Regions from separate parts of the Mus musculus genome. Here region 1 is linked to region 2. The links are chromatin loops, found by intact Hi-C in ENCODE. Cell type or tissue: left cerebral cortex. All regions are shown on one strand. Links, peaks and the distances in the headings refer to the core of each region. The heading gives the core; the rest is flanking DNA.

Region 1 (10,404 bases), core at 1,354-9,353, 150 kb after region 2:
TTTTCAGAGAAAGTTATCCACTCGTTTTTTTTCCTGAATGATAATTAAACTTTCTGATAAAAAAAAAAAAAAAGAATCTGCACGTCACTAGGGATAACAGCTGTACATACACTCAAGGACTGACTTGGTTCACTTTTTTTTTTTTTTTAACTTTACCATAGTCTGAAAGTAATGCTTGTTCAGTAGACTCTATGCTTTGATCTTTTCCTGGGATGGGGCTATGCAGTTTGACATTCTATATCCTGACAGTGGCAGGAGCCACAGCTTCCAATTAGCCATGCATACATAAGAGCAAATGTGCAACGTTTAGCTGCTGTTCGATAATATGCTTAGATAAGACTGATGCACTAGTCTCCTTGTCCAGGTTCTTTTGGCAGAAGACTTGATAAGAGATTGTGTTCCTGGTACTTACCCGGCACATATGATCTCGATTTGGGTTTTCTTGGTTTGGAAAGTGAATTAATTATCCACTGCTGTGTAACAAATGGCTGACCCAACTCAGTAGCTTAAAACCACATTGGTTATCACATAATTCCCATGGGTTAGGAACCTGATCGAGGCTTAGAGCAGTTGCTAGTTCAGAGTCTCTTTCATGAGGGAGGGGATGAAGAGAGGGAAGGAAGGAGAGAGAGGAGGAAGGAAGGAAAGAAGGAGAGAGGGGGAGGGAGAGAGAGGCAGAGAGGAAGGAGGTGGGGGAGGAAGGATGAGAGGGAACACAAATGCTTAAGGTGGAAGTTATTGTCTTTTATACCTTAATCTCTGAAGTGGTACTCTGTCACTTCTGCCGTACATGTAATTAAAAGCAAGACACTGAGTCAACCCCACACTCCAGGAAAGTATGTAAGGACTTGAAAACCAGGAGCGGTCCTTGGGAGCTGTGGGACTCTACCTGTCACAGAGGCTGACATTATTGTGCATACACTCTTTCTCCACTTGGCTTGGCTCACCCCTTCTTGACATCACTATGATGTGAAAGTGATGCCCTTTCAGTAGGATCTATTCTTTGATGATATTTTCCTGGGCTGCAGATGCACAGTATGGCTTTCTAAATCCTGACAGCAACAGGAGTCACAGCTTTCAGTCAGCCACAACATAAGTAAACATCATACTCACACACTACTGTGTGCCTTGTCCTCGGGTGTGCTGTTTGGTGAGGTAGATGTGTTCATTGGATTTTCAACTTATGATGTGTTTGTCAGGACTTATTCCCTTTGTAAGCTGAGGAACGTTTCTACTAACCTGTAAATATTCTTATTCTTCTGGAGACATGTACTGAGGTTTGATTTGTGGCTATGTATGCTATGAGTGAATTCTCAAGTATACCAGCTCTTGTGCAAACCTTGCTCCTTAATTTAAAACTATTGGTTAAAAAGAAAAATGATGACAGCCAATTACTGGAGGGAATGGAGGTAGGTGGATTTTCAGATACCTGGTTGGGGAGTCACAGGTAGAGGGGAGAGAAAGAGACCACAGGGAGAGAAGAGGAGGACGAAGAAGGCACCATGGAGTAGGTGGATTGTGAGCACCAGGCCACAAGGGCCAGCCAGTTAGAGTAGGATCAGCCCAGGTGTAACATGGCAAGTGATATCTTGGAAATATTGACAGAGAAATAGACAAAATATTATAGAGGGTTGATATCTGCCCAGCTCAAATGCTTTAAGGCTTATTGCAAATATAAAGGTTTTGCGTCTTTTATTTGGGAACTAAATGATCTAAGGTGGGGTAGAAAAATCCCCAAATAATATTTACCTCAAGAGACATGACCATAGTGTCATAGCACTTTAAAGATTACAGTTTTCTGGCACAGCTTCTTGTATGAGATCCAACTTAGTCCCTTGTTTTGTTTTTTGGTACTATTTCCTTGGCATGGGGGAGGGGGGAGAGGTGGTTCACATTGCACCAAGAAGAGATGGTTTGTTCTCTCTTGTCTTCCAAGAACAAATCTGCTTTTGCTATAAGTCATAACCCGTAAGTTTTAGAGGTCGTCCTCCCAGGAGGCAAAGAAACAAGTCTAACAGTGAGGAAGCTACAGAGAGCTAATGAAGTCTAATATGCGAGGATGACCAAGGAAGGTGACTTGAGATTAAGATCTGCTTTGGAAAGGTGAGGTGTGACCAGCGCTCCTATGAACACAAGACACATCAGAGTTGTAGAAAAGATCTTCTTGTTGGGAGTGTATAAGGTCAAGCCAGAAGAGCTTAGATGCTATCTGAGAGCAACCAGTGTTCCCATATGACTTATCTGGAGCTAAGGGTCTCTGAGAAAAGTCATTTTTTTGGACTTCATTGTTTTGGAATGAACCAGAAGGAGCACATTGAGACCAGAAATCCCATCTTGGTGGAGTTGGACCTACTGAAAGCAAAGGACTTCTGTGCTACAGATAACTCTGCATCTATGTGGGGCTCTCTAGCTTTCCATCACTGTGAATAAATATCAGAGACAAAAAACCTACAGGGAAAAAGGTTTTATTGTGGTTCAGTTTCATAGACTTCAGCCCAAGGTTGGATGGCTCCATTACTTGGGGCTTGATGGGGGCAGAGTTACAGAAGCCGGAGTGTGTGGCAGAAGAGACACCTATCTTCATGGCAGCAAAGAAGCAAACAGTCAGAGAAAAGACTGGTGAAAACATTTCCGTTAATGGCATGTCTATAGTAACCTGTCTCCTCCTCTTCTCGGCCTCACCTCTTAATAACCTATTCGGTGATGACTTCATCAAAGTATAAGGTAGTATTCTCATGATCTAATCACCTCCCAGGTTTCACCTCTTAGTACTACTTCGCTAGGGACCAAGCTTTGAACACATGAACTCTAGGGAGACAGTTCAGATTTAAGTACTTACAAGTGTAGGAAGCCAGCTATGGGAAGAAACCAAGCATCAGTTGATTAGGAGACGAGAAATCCCGATGAGAGTTGATACACACCTAAGCCTAGATGAAGGGCCAAGGGGAACAGACATGGGAAGACAGAATTTGTCTCCAAACACAGTAAGCCATCATTTTATGAGACATAGCATTCGTAAGGGTCTAGCTAATAAAAGCCACCTGCCAACTCAATTATGACACAATGGTAAGGCACCAGCAATGGAAAGACGCAACTTTATTTCAGATGTTAAAAATATGTACATGTTGGACTTGGTAAAAACACAATAAATAATGCTAGGAAGATGACATTTATGTTTGGGACCTGAGAAACTTGGAGCATGCTAATGTTCTTAATAGGAATCATGGGAACAGGGGATGAGAAGTGGCCTCCAAGAACAAATATCAATTCTGTTTTGGACACACCGACTTGGCTGTCTCTAAGAGACAGTCATGTGCAGATGTCTGGCAGGGTAAAGGACATGTTAGATTGAAACCTGGAGGGGGAACATGAGAAAAGTTTGACTCTGTTAGTGAATGAAAAATTCTGACATTAAATCTTCATGCTAAAGTGTGCACAAAAACCAAATTAATTTCCTTTCCTATAACCACAAAATTTGAATCCCTCCCTCTGATTGTAGTTTTTAATCCTTGGGTGCGCTTGACAAGTCCTGAAGGGACACAAGAAAAAGGAGAGAGAGAGACAAAAGGGACTTGAAGCCACTGGAGAAGTCATGAAGTGTTGGACTTAGCTTTGCTTGACAAGTCCTGAAGGGACACAAGAAAAAGGAGAGAGAGAGAGAGACAAAAGGGACTTGAAGCCACTGGAGAAGTCATGAAGTGTTGGACTTAGCTTTGAAAGCATGCCAGATGGAGACTTTGAAAGTCCTTCACCTAACTGGTTGACAGCTTGTTAGGTAGTACCCACCTGGCTGATGCTCTAAGGGCTGCTATCCCATGACTTTTACTGTTAGTGGAAGGCAAGTGTGTTGGTTTCTTCTACCACGATGACACGATGGGTAGCTTGAGCAATAGAAATGCATTTTCCCACAATTCTGAAGGGCCATGAGTGTCCAAGATCCAAGCTGGGATGAGGCCTGGTTTCTTCTGAATGGCCATCCTTTTGTACTTTTTTACATGCTTGTCTGTGTCAGCATTTCCACTTTTTAGGAGGACACCATCGCAGCTTGGCTTAGGGTCCAAGCAGAGGATTTCCTATGGCGTAATGACCTCTTTAAAGTCAAATACTGTCACATTCTGAGTTACAAGGAGTTGGTTAGGGGGACCTGATGGAGGATACAATTTAACCCATAACAGTGGATAAGCAGCCAAGCACCTAGATTCTTACTCATATGTATTAAGTGACTGGAGTCACTACCTGACGTCTGATAGTCTTTCTGTGCACTATAGATTATTTTCCTAACATGTTTCCATGATCGTTTTTGTGTCCCCACAAAGACAGGAGTTACATATAAAAGTTCTGTAAGTTTTTTTTAAATCTTCCCTTAGGTTTTTTTCTTCTTCCTGTTTCTGGGGTGGGGGTGGACCCAAATCTTTCTTTGAAGAAAGAGCTCAGTTGTTTTCCCTTATCGTTCCCTGGGCAGAGTTCAGCAGCCTGTGACATTACATCACTTCCTTGCTCTTCCCCTTTGGGAATAAAAGCTTCAAGTATGATCTGTGAGGGAAAACATACAAGAACAGGGACACATGTTTTGGTCTTTGTCTTACCTGTTTTTCATAGTCATGGCTTGCATAACGAAATTTCTGTGGAACTAATTCTTATACATGACTTTCCACTCAAGTTCATGGGGTTTCTACAGTTTAACAAGAACAAAAACACGTCCCAAACCACTTGAAGGCACGAGCAGTAGACCATGCTTGGCTGGGATAGCATTGCCCTTCCAGTGCGTCTTCCTCTGAGACTGTTTTCATAGGAAGTTTGTCTTGGCCGGCGTTTCAAAAGAATTGTTAGACACCTATCTGATCATTAAGTGGCTTCCTGCTAGAAGCTTGGTTCTACATTGATCTAAAAATGGAACATTAATTTCTCTCATTTTCGCCCTCTCAACAATGTATAATATGCAATAACCAAGTAAAGGCCTTGATATTTAACTTGTTCTTCCAGAGTTCAATTTTGCCTACCTTAAAGCAGTGGTTCTCAGCCTTCCTACTGCTGTGACTCTGATACACTTCCTCCTGCTGTGGTGACCCCTAAACCGTAACATTATTTTTGTTGCTTCTTCAGAACTATAAAACTATAACTTTGCTACTGTTATGGATTGTAATGTAAATATCTGATATGCAGGATATCTGATATGTGACCCCTGTAGAAAGGTTGTTTGACCCCTAGAGGGTTTCAACCCACAGGTTGAGAACCACTGCCTTAAGTCTTTTGTTCGACTTAAATATAGTTTTTAAAACTGTGATGACTAACAGGCATAGCAGCACAACCCTGTAGTCCTAGTTACCCAAGGAGAGGAGGCAGGAGGGTCACTTGAGGCTAGGAGTTCAAGACCAGCCTGGAAAGTATAGTCAGTCTTCCCCAGCCCCCATATAAAGTTAAAAGAAGGAGGAAGAGGAGGAGGAGGAGGAGGAGGAGGAGGAGGAGAAGGAGAAGAGAAGGAGAAGGAGAAGAAAGAAGAAGAAGAAGAAGAAGAAGAAGAAGAAGAAGAAGAAGAAGAAGAAGAAGAAGAAGAAGAAGAAGAAGAAGAAGAAGAGGAGGAGGAGGAGGAGGAGGAGGAGGAGGAGGAGGAGGAGGAGGAGGAGGAGGAGGAGGAGGAGAAGAAGAAGAAGAAGAAGAAGAAGAAGAAGAAGAAGAAGAAGAAGAAGAAGAAGAAGAAGAGAAGAAGAAGAAGAAGAAGAAGAAGAAGAAGAAGAAGAAGAAGAAGAAGAAGAAGAAGAAGAAGAAGAAGAAGAAGAAGAAGAAGAAGAAAACAAAAGCAGGGTGAGGGATACAATGTTGTAAAAATAGGACTTAACTTTAATGGTCCTCCTCACATAGCTAAGCATGAGGGAAAAAATAGCAAAGTCAAGTAGAAAAACAGTCTACAAGATTCCTGACAGTGTTCTTCACGACTGCCAAGGTCATTTTTTTTTTTAAAGCAAGTTTCAGAAACAAGGTAAGTCCTGACTTGCTGAAAGTGTAATGTGCTATCCTAGATGGTATCAAAGAGTTGAAACCCAGATTCTAGTTTCCAGCACTCGGCCAGAATCTCTTCCCCAGTTGCCATGGTGATCCTAGGCACTGAGATGTGAGATCTTAGCTGTACTGAACCTATTTTTCCTTTTGCAACTCTTCTGTATATTTTTTTTTAAAAACTCTCTCTAAATTATTTTATTTAAAAAGTAGGGTAAATGACAATAAATTTGATAATGATTAAGGAGGGTGCAAAGCAAGGAAAGAGTGGAAACACAGGAGTTATTAATAAGTGCTAAACGCCAGCCTACCATAGGATGTATTGGTGTCAATAAATGGCAGGATACCAGAGTCCGCCGGCCTATCAATCTAATAAACTTTTTATAAGTGATAGATTGGTCATAAACACTGTGTTTTATGGCACCTGAAAATTCCAAACAGTAAATCCACACACAGAATTTCAGTTCACATATTTCAGGACCCTGTTTTTAGAATCTGTACAAAGAAATATTTCATGGCCTTTATGGAGTTTTAATAAAAAACAACAGGTGGAAAATGGATTCTGCAGTAGCGAGAGCGACTATAACCATAAATACTGGTATCTCAGAATTACACCAGCAGAGACTGTAAACACATTAGTCATCCAACAGGGCTGGATTCCATTCTCAGATGTCACCTCAATTCCAGGCACAGAGATTGAATGCCACCATTTAAATTCAAAACACTGAATGGATATGATGATCTTTTATGTTCACGGGGATTCACGGAGAGCTTGTGATAGTTTCCTCGTCTATAAAATAAAAGCTGATAAATCTCATCTCAGCATTGTGGGACCAAGCAAGCTGACACACATTAAATGCCTAAGATGATGGCGGATGGTATGTTTCCAGTAAATCATAGCAGTGCTTCTTATTTCTTAAGCTTGTGTTTATTTTCATGGTTGCAGGATTAGGGGCCCTCTACCTGTTTAACAACACTATCGTTTTATAAATGGGGAAACTGAGGCTCAGAAGGTGATAACTGGCCCGGGACACTGCAGCTGGTTTGTCTCAGAGTTAGAACCTGAAGCCTAATGGCCAGTCACACTGATTTTAGTCCAGTTCCAGAATGGCTGACAATATTGCAAGCCTACTGTGTGCTACAGGCTGTCACCATGTTCTCTTTTTAGGATAGTATTTGGGCTTCTGGATCCCTGGGGGTGTTGCCTCCTCTTCCTTGGAGGGATCGGAATCCCCACCTCCTTTCCCAATAGGTGTGGCAATCAGCTCTCTCACACTTCATTCCCCTCCACATCAGCATTCCAGCTATTGCAGCCTGCCTGCTCTGCTCCAAGCAGGGCTCCATGGTAGTGAGGATCTTGCTGGGCAAGAGAATGTAGGAACATCTGGACTGCTGTGAGGGGCTCACAGGAGGGGAGCTGCACACCCCCCCACCTCCCTGTGTGGGTCTGCAGGAGCTCAGTACAGAGTGTGAGGACATGCTGGGGTGAGTAAATCTGTTATTGGAAAGTATCTATGATCAATGTCCAGGGGAGAAGGAAGGAGGCAATGTGGGGCAATGTGTAGACCCCAATACTGCACCATTTGGTGCCATGAGGGATGTGTCTACACATACAGGAGGTACCTCTCACCTGAGACCTCTCTCTCACTCTTCTGTTGTCTCAGCTGCCTTGCTATGCGTTGTAAAAAAAAAATCTCATTTTCTGGCAACAAAAAGAATTGAGGAGAAAAGTGGCCAGGGAGGAAAAAGCAGTGGCTCTGGATTCAAGGGCTGCATCCCTGACTGGTCCTTGACCATCAGTCACAATCTGTATTTATAGCAGGCATAGAAAGGACTGGAGGGTAACCCTGAGAGGTTTTCTAATAAAACCCCGTCAAAGCTGTCTGAACGCTGAACACTTCATGGCACTGGCTATCGAGGGAAGGAAATTTCTCTTCATCAAATTTATGGGGCTGGATTGAAAACCAAACTGAAACAGCTTCACGAATCACTGTGACAAAATGATTCATCTTCGAGGAGTTGGAAAAATCTATTTTTATCACCTTTATTCTGCCAACTCCTCATTTTTATTCTCTCCCTGAACTACTGTTATTTCCTTCGTGGTGCCAAGTTAAACCAAATATCTCCAGAGGCTATAACCGTCCTCACTGGATCCTTCCAGCCTGGCTGATTCAGCAGAGGGGGAAGAAGGGACTGTTGGTTCTGCACTGCATGAGTGGGGCTACCTGAAGTTGCTGCCTGGAACCTAGAGAGTCTGCCTATGGGTGTGAGCCGCTCTCAGCAACCTGCTTTCTCTGATGGTTTGTTGAGTGTTAGGGATGGCCATTACTCTTCCAGCTTACCCAGCTAAAGAAGGGATATGGATATCCACACCGCTCTTTCAGCCCTCCCTTTTAGTCGGGGAAGGAAGACATGCAAAGACATGCATTAGGACAGAAACAGACCCTGTGACTTCATGCTATACACTTCCCTGTGTTCCTTCGGGTCCCCAGTCATCCATCTCTCTAGCCTCTTGCATGTCCCCAGGATGGTTCTTTGAGAGTCCTAGGAAAAGCTAAAGGGAAGTTTCCTTGGGAAGAACATCAAAGAGAACCTGCTTTCCAGGTTGCCTTGAGTAGCATATTCATCAGCTTCTCCTTTTGATGATAAGATACATAGTAACTAGAGAAACAGCGGGAACAGAGCCATGTAGGTCCAATGCCAGCCTGAGCATTTTCAGCACCTGGTACATAGATATTCAGTAGATATTTGCTGAACAAACGGAATGCAATTCCTCATAACCCCCAGCCTTTCATAAAATCTATCTTTCAGAAGGTGACGGTGTGTTTTGTTAGTAGCTGGCATTCTTCTATACAACTAGCGGGCCGAATCTGAAACCCTGAATTTTCAGAATACATATCTTAGCCGCATATCCTGGCAGATTCCTTAGTCATTTGAGGCCCATGTTTACTTGCCCATAAAATGGGCTCAATAACTGTCTTCTTGACTTTCATAAAGAAGCAGGAGAAGGATAAAAACAGAGGAGAAGGAAGAATAAGAGAGAGAGAGAAGCAAGAGGAGGTAGGAGAGGACGAGGAGAAGGTAGAGGAGAAGGAGGAGGAGGAGGAGGATTGTTTATTGAGATGATTTTGGAATCCTTTGAGAGTTTAGCTCTGAATGTAAAGTACAAATGTTAATAAACTTTCTCCAGGAGAAAGGACAGTTTGAGAATGAGCAAGTAAAGGGGATTTTGTGTGTGTGTTATTTGTGAGTGTGTATATGTGTGAGTGTGTATGCACACATATATGTGCATTCCTCCTAATCTTCCTACATTGTATGTGTATTCCTTGATCTTCCCCGAATACTGACTGCACTCTTGCTGCACCTAGGTACTAAACCAAATGTCAGGTGGTCATTGTTGGAACCAGCCACCTCAGGTTTCATCCCGATCGATGTATGCTGCTGTCTAAACCCTGCAGGGTGTAGCAGACAGTACGGTGCCAACAACTAATCAGACCGGGAAAGTATCTCAAACTATCTCCATGACCCTTTCCCCGAGGCTTTAGAAAGAAATATCCAGTAGACTGAGAAGACCGTGTTTCTGTGGGTTCCTAGGCAGCTGGAAGGGTGGGGTCTGTGTATGGAATGGCATACTGAACTGTCCTGGAAAACAATGTAAAGGAGCGATCAGGATGACCCCTAGGTAATTGGTTCCAAGGATCCCAAGGCACAACTTTGAGCAGGTAGGTTGATGAAGGTCAGCTTTCATGGCTTCTGCTACTACCTTGGCAACTGAGCTTGTATTTGGTTCCTTCCAGAACCCAGACCCTCACATCTCTTGGGTATGTTAGATGTATAATTTCTATCTGGCTTCTCCAGTCTGTAGAGCTCTACTTGAATACAGTGTGTCCTTTTTGACATTGAATGCCTTCTCCAATAACCTGTACTTGCCCCTGACCCCATTCCCTCTTCTCTGTGAAGGTTTTATTCCTAGACACTGTAGGGCGCAGACCGAGCAAGGCATCCCTGTGAGTTTCAGAGAGCAGTGGATAATTTCCCTCTGCTCTCTTTCTGGTGGCTGGATGGGTTCCTGGGCTTTGTTTTCTGTAAGCAGTCATTTCTTCCACAGCAACCACCTACAAGGAGCTGGAGGTTGCGAAATGACTGGGGCATGTTTTACATGGCTACACTCAGTCTCCTCTCTTTGCTTCTCATGTAAGTTTTGGCAGGGGTTTCTATGGTTGTTTCTGAAGGAGGTGCTGGAAGACACTGTTGGTAAACAGCCCCCTGGCTGATGTTGGCTGTGTCCCCGCAAAGACCATAATGAGTACAACTTGAAAAGTTGCTGTGGTTTCCCTGCCTTTCCAAGGGCTGAACCCAAGACTGACCTCTAAGACCCTGACCTCAGTCATCCTTGTGGGATGAGCAGTG
Region 2 (10,404 bases), core at 1,001-9,000:
TTCCAGCCAGTTGCTGAAAATGTCAGGGACACTAAGGATCGGCCATTGTTGCAATATCAGGGATCCTTTGCCAGTTGGCTCAAGGACCTCCGGACAGGCTTCTCTTCTGATTGGCCCTGCCTCCTTTGTTAAGGCAGTTTCATGTATGCTGGCTTCAAACTTCCTAGGTAGCCAAGAGTGGCCTTGAACTCCTAATTCTCCCATTTCTACTTCCTGAATTCTGGGATAATAGGTGTGCAATACTGTGCTGGCTCCTCTCTGTTCCAAGTCAGTTGGCGACTACTGACTCCCTCCATATTTTAGCTTGAGGAAATTTTCCTAATAAGGTCCTCACACCTGAAAATGCTCCTCAAAAGACCCAGACTATCATACCGAGTTTGACCTTCAAATCTGTGCTTTAACAAGAACTAAGGTTGTATCTAAGCTAAGACTCTTGGAAAGATACATCAACTTTTGTGAGCTTCCATTAATCTGTTATATCTCAGTTATGACACCAAAACTCTGAGCAAAAAAGTTTAAAAATGGACATTTTAGACTATCAAAATGAAAAAAAATCTGTTCTTCAAAGGATGCTACAAAGAAAGCAAAAATTAAGGCTACAGATGGGTCTGCAGTTATGAGCGCTTACTGCTCTATCAGAGGACCAACTTGATGCCAGCATCCATACTGGGCAAATGAGAAATGTAACTCTAGTTCCAAGGGGTCTGACATCCCCTTCTGGCCCCCATAGGCAGCCATGTATATACACATACACATATACACATGACAAAAATAAAATAAATATTTTTAAAGAGAAAATTCAACATATAGAATGGGAGAAAATATTTGGAAATCATATATTTGATAAGGGATTTGTATTCAGAATATGTTAAGAGTTCTCATATCTCAACAATATAAGAAAACATAATTAAATTAATATATGCTTTTGAAGAGCCAGGCATCGTGTTGCAGACCTGTAATTCCAATACTTGAGATGCCAAGGCAGGCAGATCACCATATGTTTCAGGGCTGACTGAGCAATATGATGATCCATTAAAAAAAAGTGAAGAGAAAGAAAGAAAGAAAGAAAGAAAGAAAGAAAGAAAGAAAGAGAAGAAAGAGAAGAAAGAGAAGAAAGAAAAGGAATAGATATGTCTCCCAAGGAGATGTGTAACTGGCCAATATTCATAGGAAAAGAAACTCATTCTCATTAGCTCCCCAGAAATGCAAGTTAAAACCCATCATCAAAGACTGAGGATGTAGCTCAATTGACAGAAAGTTTGCCTAGCACTTGAGAAGCCCTGAGTTTGATCCCCAGCAAGGAAGCATAAACCAGGCATGGGGGTACACAGGCCTGCTCAGGAGGTGGAGCCAGGAGTGCCCTTGGCTTTACAGGGAGATGGAAGCCATTGTGAAATACAGGAGAGTCTGTCTCCAAAACAAAATGTTACATTCCATTTCATATATACTGGCATGGTTACAATAAAAGTCTGGGTTTAACACAGGGAACATGTTTTTAATCTTAACACTCAGGACGCAGATGCAGGTGGATCTCTCTATGACTTTGAGGTTAGCCTGGTCTACACAGTGAGTTCCAGGCCTGTAAAGGGCTTCTTGGTGATACTGTGTCTCAAAAAAAATCTCGGAGTGGTAAGGACACAGAGAAACTGGAACCGTCTTGTGATGCTGGTAGGAATATAGACTCGTGTCGGTGTAAAGGAGAACTGTCTGGTGGTTTGTTAACAAGCTGAACACTAAGTCATCTTGGCAAATACACAAGAGAAAACATATTTCCATACAAACACGTGCACATGAATATTTATAATAGCATTATTCTCAGCAAACCCAAAATGAAAACAATCCGAATGTCCAAGTCATGATCGGATACACAGAATGAACGCTAACACAGTGTCAACGCTTTTGGTACTGAAAAGGAACGGAGTGTGGCTGTGAGGGTCTACACCACCCCTAGTCCCAGTTACTAAGCAGACTGAGGTAGTAGCATCCCTAGGAATTTGAGCCGGTCTAGAAAACGTAGTGAGGTCATATCTCTTGAATAATTAAAAGAAGACAGAAAATTGACAAAATATTGATATTTATACATGCTGTAACACTGCATGTATGGGTCTTAAAAATATTTCAAAAAGCCACATATGAGAGGCTATGTATTATGTGAATTAATTAAATTATTAAATTAATTCATTAGTGCTAGGACTGACCTGGGTATAGGCATAATGTTTTTGTACACTGTGTTAAAATTTATCCTCGAGTTATTCAAATGCTGATTTCTCTGCCCTCATATCTTATTTCAATTCAGTCAGGGCATTGTAACTTATACCAAGACTCTCCTGTCTCAAGTTTGTGTAAACAATTCTTACCATTTACTCTTTGTCTTGTCAATAAGTGTTGATCACCCAGTAGCTGGGCAGAAGAGAGAATAGGGTAGGATGTCCACCAGTGGAGGGGAGGGAGAGAGAGAGAGAGAGAGAGAGAGAGAGAGAGACAGACAGACAGAGAGAGAGAGAGAGAGAGAGAGAGAGAGAGGCAGAGAGAGAGATAGACAGAGAGAGAGACAGAGAGAGAGACAGAGAGAGACAGAGAGACAGAGAGAGACACAGAGAGACAAAGAGACAGAGAGACAGAAAATGCAGCCAGGAGGATGGGGGATTTGGAACCATGAGGAAGGGGTCCTCCGCAGAGCAATTGTGGAAACACATCTGAAGCCCAAAGAGTCAGACGGATAATAATAAGCAAGTATCACGGGATGGGGCTGGGAGGTAGCTATATTAGCATAGGAGGTTAAGGTAGATCATTTAACTGTTCAGCTATTGAGGTATACCTTGAAATAAATCTTGGTTTTTCTGTGTGTTTCTGGGGAGCTAGTATAAGGTGAAGAAATACAACCACCGGATGATGCACTGCTCACATTTATATTGAAGATAATTCTTCTACACCTGGGGCCTTGTGCATGCTAAGCACATGCTCTACCACTGAGCTGGACATGCTAAGTACATGCTCTACCACTGAGCTGGACATGCTAAGTACATGCTCTACCACTGAGCTGGACATGCTAAGTACGTGCTCTACCACTGAGCTGGACATGCTAAGTACATGCTCTACCACTGAGCTGGACATGCTAAGTACATGCTCTACCGCTGAACTGCAGCTCCAACCCTTTGTTATTTTCAGGTCCTGCTATGTAGTCCAGGCTTGCCTCAATATGTATCTCAGGCTGTTCCCAAACGTGCAGTCCCTGTGACTTAGCCTTCCTGATGCTAGGATTATGGATGGGCACTATCCTACTGACTTGGTCAAGAGTCTAAATACTCACTTAGACGTGCCATCTAGGTCACCGGATTCCTTTCCCTCTCCTTCAGTTAAAGCCCATGCTGACAGTTCAATGTCAGTGCACTGGAGTTGTTTTATGAGCTCTTGTGTTTATGTTGGTGTCTTTCTTCCTGCAGACAAGGTCCATTCTCTTTGGAGTGCATTCCCTTAGCTCTTTGCCGCTAGTGACCCTCTTGAGCTCTGGGTTGGCATATCTTCCCCTCCCTCTGTTTTGGATGGCAGGATGCAAGGGTCAACTGGCCTGTATTTAGCACTAACTAGGGACTAAATGATTCTGTCTTTTTTGTATTTAGTCACCATGATGCTGCTGGATGGCTTGAGGCACTAATGTAAGGTGGTCTGAACAGGGGTGGAAAGGAAGTTGATCATGCTGTTATAGCAGGCCTAGAGAAAGGCTGTCTGAGTCTATGTCCTAGCTTCCTCATGTCCCCGGATTTCTCATATCAATGGGAACAGGACTAGAATAAAGTTTGGGTTGGTTACCTATTTGTATTGCAATGAGACCTATGCTTTGCTCCATTCAAATGCCATATAAGTAGTTTTCAAAGTTTATACACTGTAAGTCATCTGGCTCCCAAACAGAGAACTGTGTTTCAAGCCTGTTTTGGGTTATATCTCTGTGTTATAGTGGCAGAATTCTACCCAAACTGAATTCAGACTATTAACAGATGACAGATTTAGCTATGGTAAATACCTGCCTACCTCTAGTCACCCTCAATGACCTCTTACCAGCAGCCATTCAGAGAGATAGATCCACTGGCTTTGTGTCAATCAAGAACATTGTATTGCATAAAAGTTTCCTCTGAGATTGCAATATTACATCCTGCAGGGAAGCTCTTTAAGCAGGAAGGTAACCAACTCAAAGTAGCTTCAGGAAGTCCCTGAAACTGACCAGATTCACCAGGCCCTGACCTGACAGAGTAAGCAATAAACACTGAGTATCCCCTAAGAAGAGCAGAGCCAAGCAACAAAGAAGACTCTCCAACAAGCTGAGCTGCAAAGAAGAATCAGACCAGACCAGCTGCCTAGAAGAAGCAAGGGCCAGCAGAGCTGCCTGGAAGAAGTTTAGACCAACTGAGGCACCTGGAAAGGGTACTCTTCACCCGTTGAGCTTCCTGCAGGCTGTGCTGTGAGCTCCAGGTTCCCAGCTTTGTGAGCTGTCACCCATGCTGGGGTGAGCTTTAGTGATGCAGTTGTCTTTGAGTCCTTTCTGCGACTGTAAGTAACGTCTCACCCACGTTCCTCTAAGTAACCCAATGAAACTCATTGTTCACCAAGTTGGACTTGTATCTCATCTGCCACAGGATCCATGCCTAGTGTAAGTAGACATGTGGGTTGTGTCTTCCCAGGAAAGGTTTGTCACAACACCCTGAGCTTACTGAGCCACAGATGAAGTGACTGAGCAAAACTAAGGGGTGATAGAAGGAAGTGGGCAAAGGTGGGAAACCAGGGGGGTTTAGCATTCCTGGGCCTGAAGGGAGGAATGGGTCAAGAGGAGACAGGACCCAAGGAAAGAAGACATATGTTGCTTTAGAGTGGTGGTGTCAGTCAATCCTCAGGGAGACACCAGCGTAAATACCCAGTTTCCTTCTCCACTTGTCCCTCCTCCAGGCCTCTCCCAGCATGCTTGCCTCCCAAATGCACTGGTGCAGCCATTTCAAGAGCAACATGAGCAGCTTATTAAAAATCAACTGGCACCTTCTCTCCTCAACACAGGCCATCTCTTACCAGATAGCTCATTCTACAACATCTTTTGATTCCCATGTTTATTGTCTGCTCCCCAGTGTGAATATCGGTATTGTGAATATCTAGAGAAATACATACAGAGAACGGTGTCTCATATAGCTCAAGTTGGCTTGTGCAATGGATGACTTTGAATTTCTGATCTTCTGCTTGCACCTAGTGAGTGCTGGGATTATGAGCTTGTACTTCCAAGGACATGACGCTGGGGACAGAAAGCAGGGTGAGCTGCATGCTGGGTAAGCGTTCTACCAACTGAGCTATATCCCAGTCTAAGTGTACGTATCTTGAAGGCAAGTTCTTAGAATTGTGTCTTGCTGTGATGAAACACCATTATCAAAGCAACGGGGGAGGAAAGGGTATTGGCTTACATTTCCCTATCTCGCTGTTCCTAATCAAAGGAAATTAGGACAGGAATTCAAGCAGGGCAGGAGCTGATGCAGAGGCCATAGAAGGGTGCTGCTTGCTAGCTTGCTCTTCATGGCTTGCACAGCCTACTTTCTTATAGAATCCAGGACCACCAGCCTAGGGATGGTGCCACCCACAATGGGCTAGGCTCTCCCTCGCATTTTCTCAGTTAAGGTTCCCTTGTTTCAGATAATTCTAACATGTGTCAACTTGACATAAAACTAACCAGCACACATTTTAGGAGTTTTTGTTTGTTTGTTTGTTTGTTTGTTTTTGTTTTATCCCTCCCTGCCCCCACCCCACCCCCCATTCCCAATCCGGCAGTCCTAGGTTCCTAGCTTGGTGGTTGGAGAATAATAAGAGCTGAATAAATCCTGTGAATGAGTCAACAGGCTAAGGCCCAGGTAGCTTGCGGGGAGTCCCTCCCCTTTTAACAGAAAGATCTGGCGGTTGCCTTGTGAACACCTTAGAGTGCTGGGTCCGGAGCTGCAGCTCTAGGCCTCAGGTCTGTAGCTGGGAGGGACAGCAGGTGCCAGTCAGTCCTCCAGTTCTGCCGCAGTAGTGCTGTTTCCCCGCCCAGCTTCACCCAAGGTGCAGCTCGACCTGCTACCCAAAGTAGCCGGCCGGAGGCAGGACAAGCGGGGTGGCGGGCCGTGTTCCTCCCACGGTCCTTGCATGAGCCCGGGAAGGACGCCCGGAGCTCCTGGCAGGTTATTTTTAGTTGGGGGAGGGGACGAAGCGGCGGGCCCGGGCGCCACTGGCTGAGGTGGCCACGGTGTCCTCCGGCAGTGCGCGCCGCTGTCCTCCGGGACCTGCGCTCGGTGGGGGCGGGGAAGGCGGCTGGAGAGCGCGGCGGGCGGGAAGGGGCGGAGAGCGCGCTCCTGCGGAGGAGGCTGTGCTCATCCCGGCGGCCGAGCGCTCCAGTACTCGCCGGGCTTCGCAGATGGCTTGCCCCGCTCTCGGTCTGGAAGTCCTTCAACCCCTGCAGCCCGAACCACCTCCGGAGCCTGCCTTCGCCGAGGCACAGAAGTGGATCGAGGTAGGTGCCGCCACCGGCGGGCGGCCTTGCAGGGGCGCCCCAAGCTGCTGCCCCGAGAGCAGCGACCTCAGGTCCAGCCTTCCCCCACTTTCGTGGCCAGCTTCCCCAGGTCATCCTCCGCGGCCTTCGGAAGACTGAGATCCCTTGGCGTTGGGGCTCTGGGATGGTGGGCGTGAACAGGGGGGACACTGCGGTCTAGCTGTGCGCCCAGGGGCAAGAGGCTGTCCCCTGCGCCTTCATCCCTGCTGCCTGCGGAGCTCGCAATCTCCGCTTGGTTTGCAAGTGCTGCTACGGAAAGCGCAGTGCGAGCCGTAGCGCTGCAAAGGCTACAGGGGCTCGAGCTTCCAGAGCCCTTTGCGGGAGCCGCATTTCGGGGTGTCCCGCTCACTGCTCCACATTCCCTTGGCCTCTCTCTTCTCCCTTCCGGAGCAGAGTTGGCAGTATCACCACTGAGGCTCATACCCATCCAAGCCTCTTGGCTGTGTTCTGGCACCCGTTCAGGTGCAAGGTTGGCGCAGAGCACAGCGTAGGGGGGAACCTGCAAGACCTAGTTGTGAGTGCGCTATCCGTAGACACGCTGCCCAGCTATCGGTTGTCCCAGAGACCGCAGGGTGGGCTGCAGCAGGCCCCGTACCGGGCCAGGTTGGCACATTTCACTTCTTAAATGACTCGGTGGAAGGCCAAGGAAATCACTGGAGCTCTCGGCTCAGTCCAGGAAGCGCTCGCTGGGTGATCCTGATTCATGATGTCTATCTGCAGGTGCAGCTCAGTAGCCCTGCTATTCTGAAACAATCCGGTCTTTGGGTTCAGGACGCGTGGAGGGCGAGAGTGGGAGAGGTGATTTGTGATCCACTCTTGGAATTCCTATGAACCACCTTTTAAAATGCCTTGTAGAAGAGGAATTTGGCTAAATGGCGCGCAACCCCCTTGGCCTGAGAGTTCAAAGGAGGATGTGTGCAGCTAAGTCGTGACCAAGCAAGAATACGCTTCAGAGAACTCAGATGGTCGCTTAGCGACCCCATCCCCACCCTTGGGACAGCCCAGGTCTCCAATGTTGGTAGGGTGATAGAACTATAGGGCTGTATATTTAAACCTGCTGGGTTGCCTGCAGAGGCTATTGCTGGAAGGCTCAGCCACAGGCCGCCACCTTTCAGGGTCAACCAGCTTCATGGATGCAAAAAAGCTCCTTAGCGTTTGGAGCCATCTATTTAAAAACGGAACTAAGGAAACAATATATACCAGGCACCATTACTAAAAGTCAGGGCTGGCTTGTCTCTTGTAACTACCAGATGTAACTTACTACCAGATGAGAAAACGACGTTAGCCTCTTATTTTTGATGGAAGGCTTATTTTGATGGAAGGCTTGGAGCATGACAGGTGTTCTCTCTGAGTTTGGGGCTCACAGGCTCACTGGAGACAGTAGTGGAGAGTTGTGTGACAGCTTCTTTCAACTTCTTGAATTTTTTGGGGGGGAAATTAGCCTCTGTTTTCTCATAGGCACGTGATTTATTCCCAGTTTCTTTGATAGTAACTGATAGTAATTTATAGTAATATTGACATACATGTCCTGCCTTTAAAAGTGCATTGTGGTATAAACTCCATGCAGGATAGAATGCAAATCTGAATCTCACATCTCTGTGAATTTTGGAATATGTACACATATTTATTACATCTCCCCATAGATCAAAATATATAAAGATTTTTTTTTCCTGTTGGTATTTCAGGCTAAACATTACACAGTGTAGAACATTAGCTTTCATATCAGCTTGAGGAAAGGAAGAGACAGTTTAAGAAAGCAGAGCCGGGTTAAGCGCTAAACACAGTTTAGAATGGCTCTTGATACTTTGCCCTTTAAACCAGTCAAAGACAGTGAAAACCCAAATGGTGTGTGTGTGGCTTTAGGACCAGGCTGCCAGGCACGCTGCGTGTGCATAATTGAAGTGGCCTATCTCCTTTCCTCAGTGGAGTTGGATTTCATCAAAAGGGGAGTTTCCTCTCCTAAGCCCAGGCTGGGTAAAAAGGTGTGTGTGTGTGTGTGTGTGTGTGTGTGTGCATTGGGGGAGTGCTCAACACTCCCCCCCCTTTCCCCTTCCCATTCTTGAAATGTAAATGCCACGTTTGCAAACTGGGAGCCGGGGGCCATAACAGATGGTTTTGCACACAGTTGCCCACTGAACAAAGATTCCTGGGCTAATACAGCAATAATGTGTTTCTTAGTGTGAGCCGCTTCCCGTGGGGATTCTTATCAGGAGACAATCGCATCTCCCCTTAGGGGCCCATTGTCTCTGGCAACATCCTCATTGGGGAGGGCTTTGTTTTTCGGTTTTGTTCCATTGGTGATTAAATTTCCCACAGGCCTTTTTCATTTTTTTCTTTCTGTGCAGTCAGGAATTTTTCTGAAAAAAAAAAAAACCCACCAAAATGTTCCCTTGGGTGCAGCAGGTTAATAAATAAACTTTGCTACTACTCTGCATCTTTAGTTCTGGGCTTCTTTGAGTTGGTCTGTCTAGAGAATTTACATTCTTAATAAGGCTCACAGAGCAAGCTTCCGGACACAGGTTCTTAGCAAGGAATTTCTCAGCCTGTAGCCTTGACTGTTTGAAGACCGTCTTACTGGGCAGGAAATATGGCTCAGAAGCCAGGCTCCTACCTCCCCCAACACCAGCTTCTGCTTCAGCTGCCAAAGGTGAACTCAGTAATAAAGCTGGGCTCGGTCCGGTCACAGACTGGGTAGGGACAGCTGGGTCACATTTCCAGAGACTTTCCATGGTTGTAGGAGCAGCCTGAGAGTACCTTAAGTGGTTTTGGGGAGGGTCCTAAGGGGAGACAGCAAAGTTCAAGGAATAATTCACTCTCAGCAGGCAGAGGCAAGGCCAACTTCCTATTGAATTGCCTTTCTAGCTTATTTTCCTAGGGCAGTAAGCTGCACAGTGGGCCAAGAGGCCCAGCTTCCTAGCTGGAAGTCCTTGGGTGGGGACCAGGTCTGTCACTTCTAGCTGAGTGACCTTGGGCAAGCTGCTTTTCCTGTCCTTATGTTTCCAGATATTTTCTTTGAGAGATACCTCGAACTAACAACAAAACAACAAAGGGGATATTGTTGAAACATCTGTAAAACAGGACATTAAACAACACCTCACTTTGGAGGAGTGCCGCAGGATTTAATACGTGAATATACTTTAAAGTGCTTTAGAATAGGCTTGTTGGTTAAAGCATTTGCCTGGTGAGTGCGTGGATTGGTATTTGGATCCGAAGTGCCCACTAGGTCCCATCTGTAGTTCCAGCACTGGGATCTCATGCTAGCTGGCTTGTTAGACTAGCCCATGGCAGGGAGCTCTATGTTCAGTTTCGAGATGCTGCCTCAAAGAACAGTATGGGGAGTGATCCAGGAAGCCTCCTGATGTCAGTGTTGTGGGTCCATATATACAAATACACGCACATGCATGCACACACACACATACACACAAACAACAAATCCATAAGACATGTGCATGTTAAGAAAGTACTTAGAATAGCACCTGGTACTGCTTGAGTGATGATATCATAGTTACCATTTATACTACTGTTGCTGTTATTCTTACTATTACCATCCTTGCGATGACTGTTGGTGCTATTGCTAATAGCAACTGAATTTTATATTGTTCTGTTTTGGTTTCACTCTTTTATTATCTTATTTTATTAATTATTTATTTATGTTTCAGTACCAGGAGTTGGGCAAGTACTCTTTCACTGACATAACATCCCTAGTCTTATATTGATGTTTTGAGACTGAGGCTTGCCTTGACTGTTTGAAGACCATCTTACTGGGCAGGAAATATGGCTCAGAAGCCAGGCTCCTACCTCCCCCAACACCAGCTTCTGCTTCAGCTGCCAAAGGTGAACTCGATAATAAA

Evidence for each region. A loop is a pair of places that touch in the nucleus more often than their neighbours do. Peaks named below come from ENCODE experiments on the same cell type or tissue, not always from the same donor. Only the 100,000 strongest peaks of a DNase experiment are listed, where the experiment ranks them.
Region 1: a loop joins it to region 2, with 2.7 times the contacts of the local background. A loop is called at or near these places in 5 of 42 quality-filtered maps.

Annotation. Positions count from the first base shown.
Region 1 is chr5:66,891,145-66,901,548 of GRCm38, forward strand. All of the region lies in intron 3 of Limch1 (LIM and calponin homology domains 1), which reads left to right. Gm52776 (a long non-coding RNA gene) reads right to left here and starts at 3,067. Exons shown (of 3, transcript XR_003955744.1): 1 at 2,840-3,067. It also overlaps the pseudogene Gm6517. In left cerebral cortex, for the core only: no CTCF peak of the experiment used is centred there; DNase peaks (open chromatin) are centred at 6,071, 6,703 and 8,107; H3K27ac peaks cover 2,226 bases.
Region 2 is chr5:66,739,492-66,749,895 of GRCm38, forward strand. Limch1 (LIM and calponin homology domains 1) reads left to right here and starts at 6,398. Exons shown (of 26, transcript NM_001001980.3): 1 at 6,398-6,514. The coding sequence starts at 6,419. In left cerebral cortex, for the core only: a CTCF peak has its summit at 5,274; DNase peaks (open chromatin) are centred at 6,241, 6,514, 6,816 and 6,968; H3K4me3 peaks cover 3,090 bases; H3K27ac peaks cover 2,899 bases.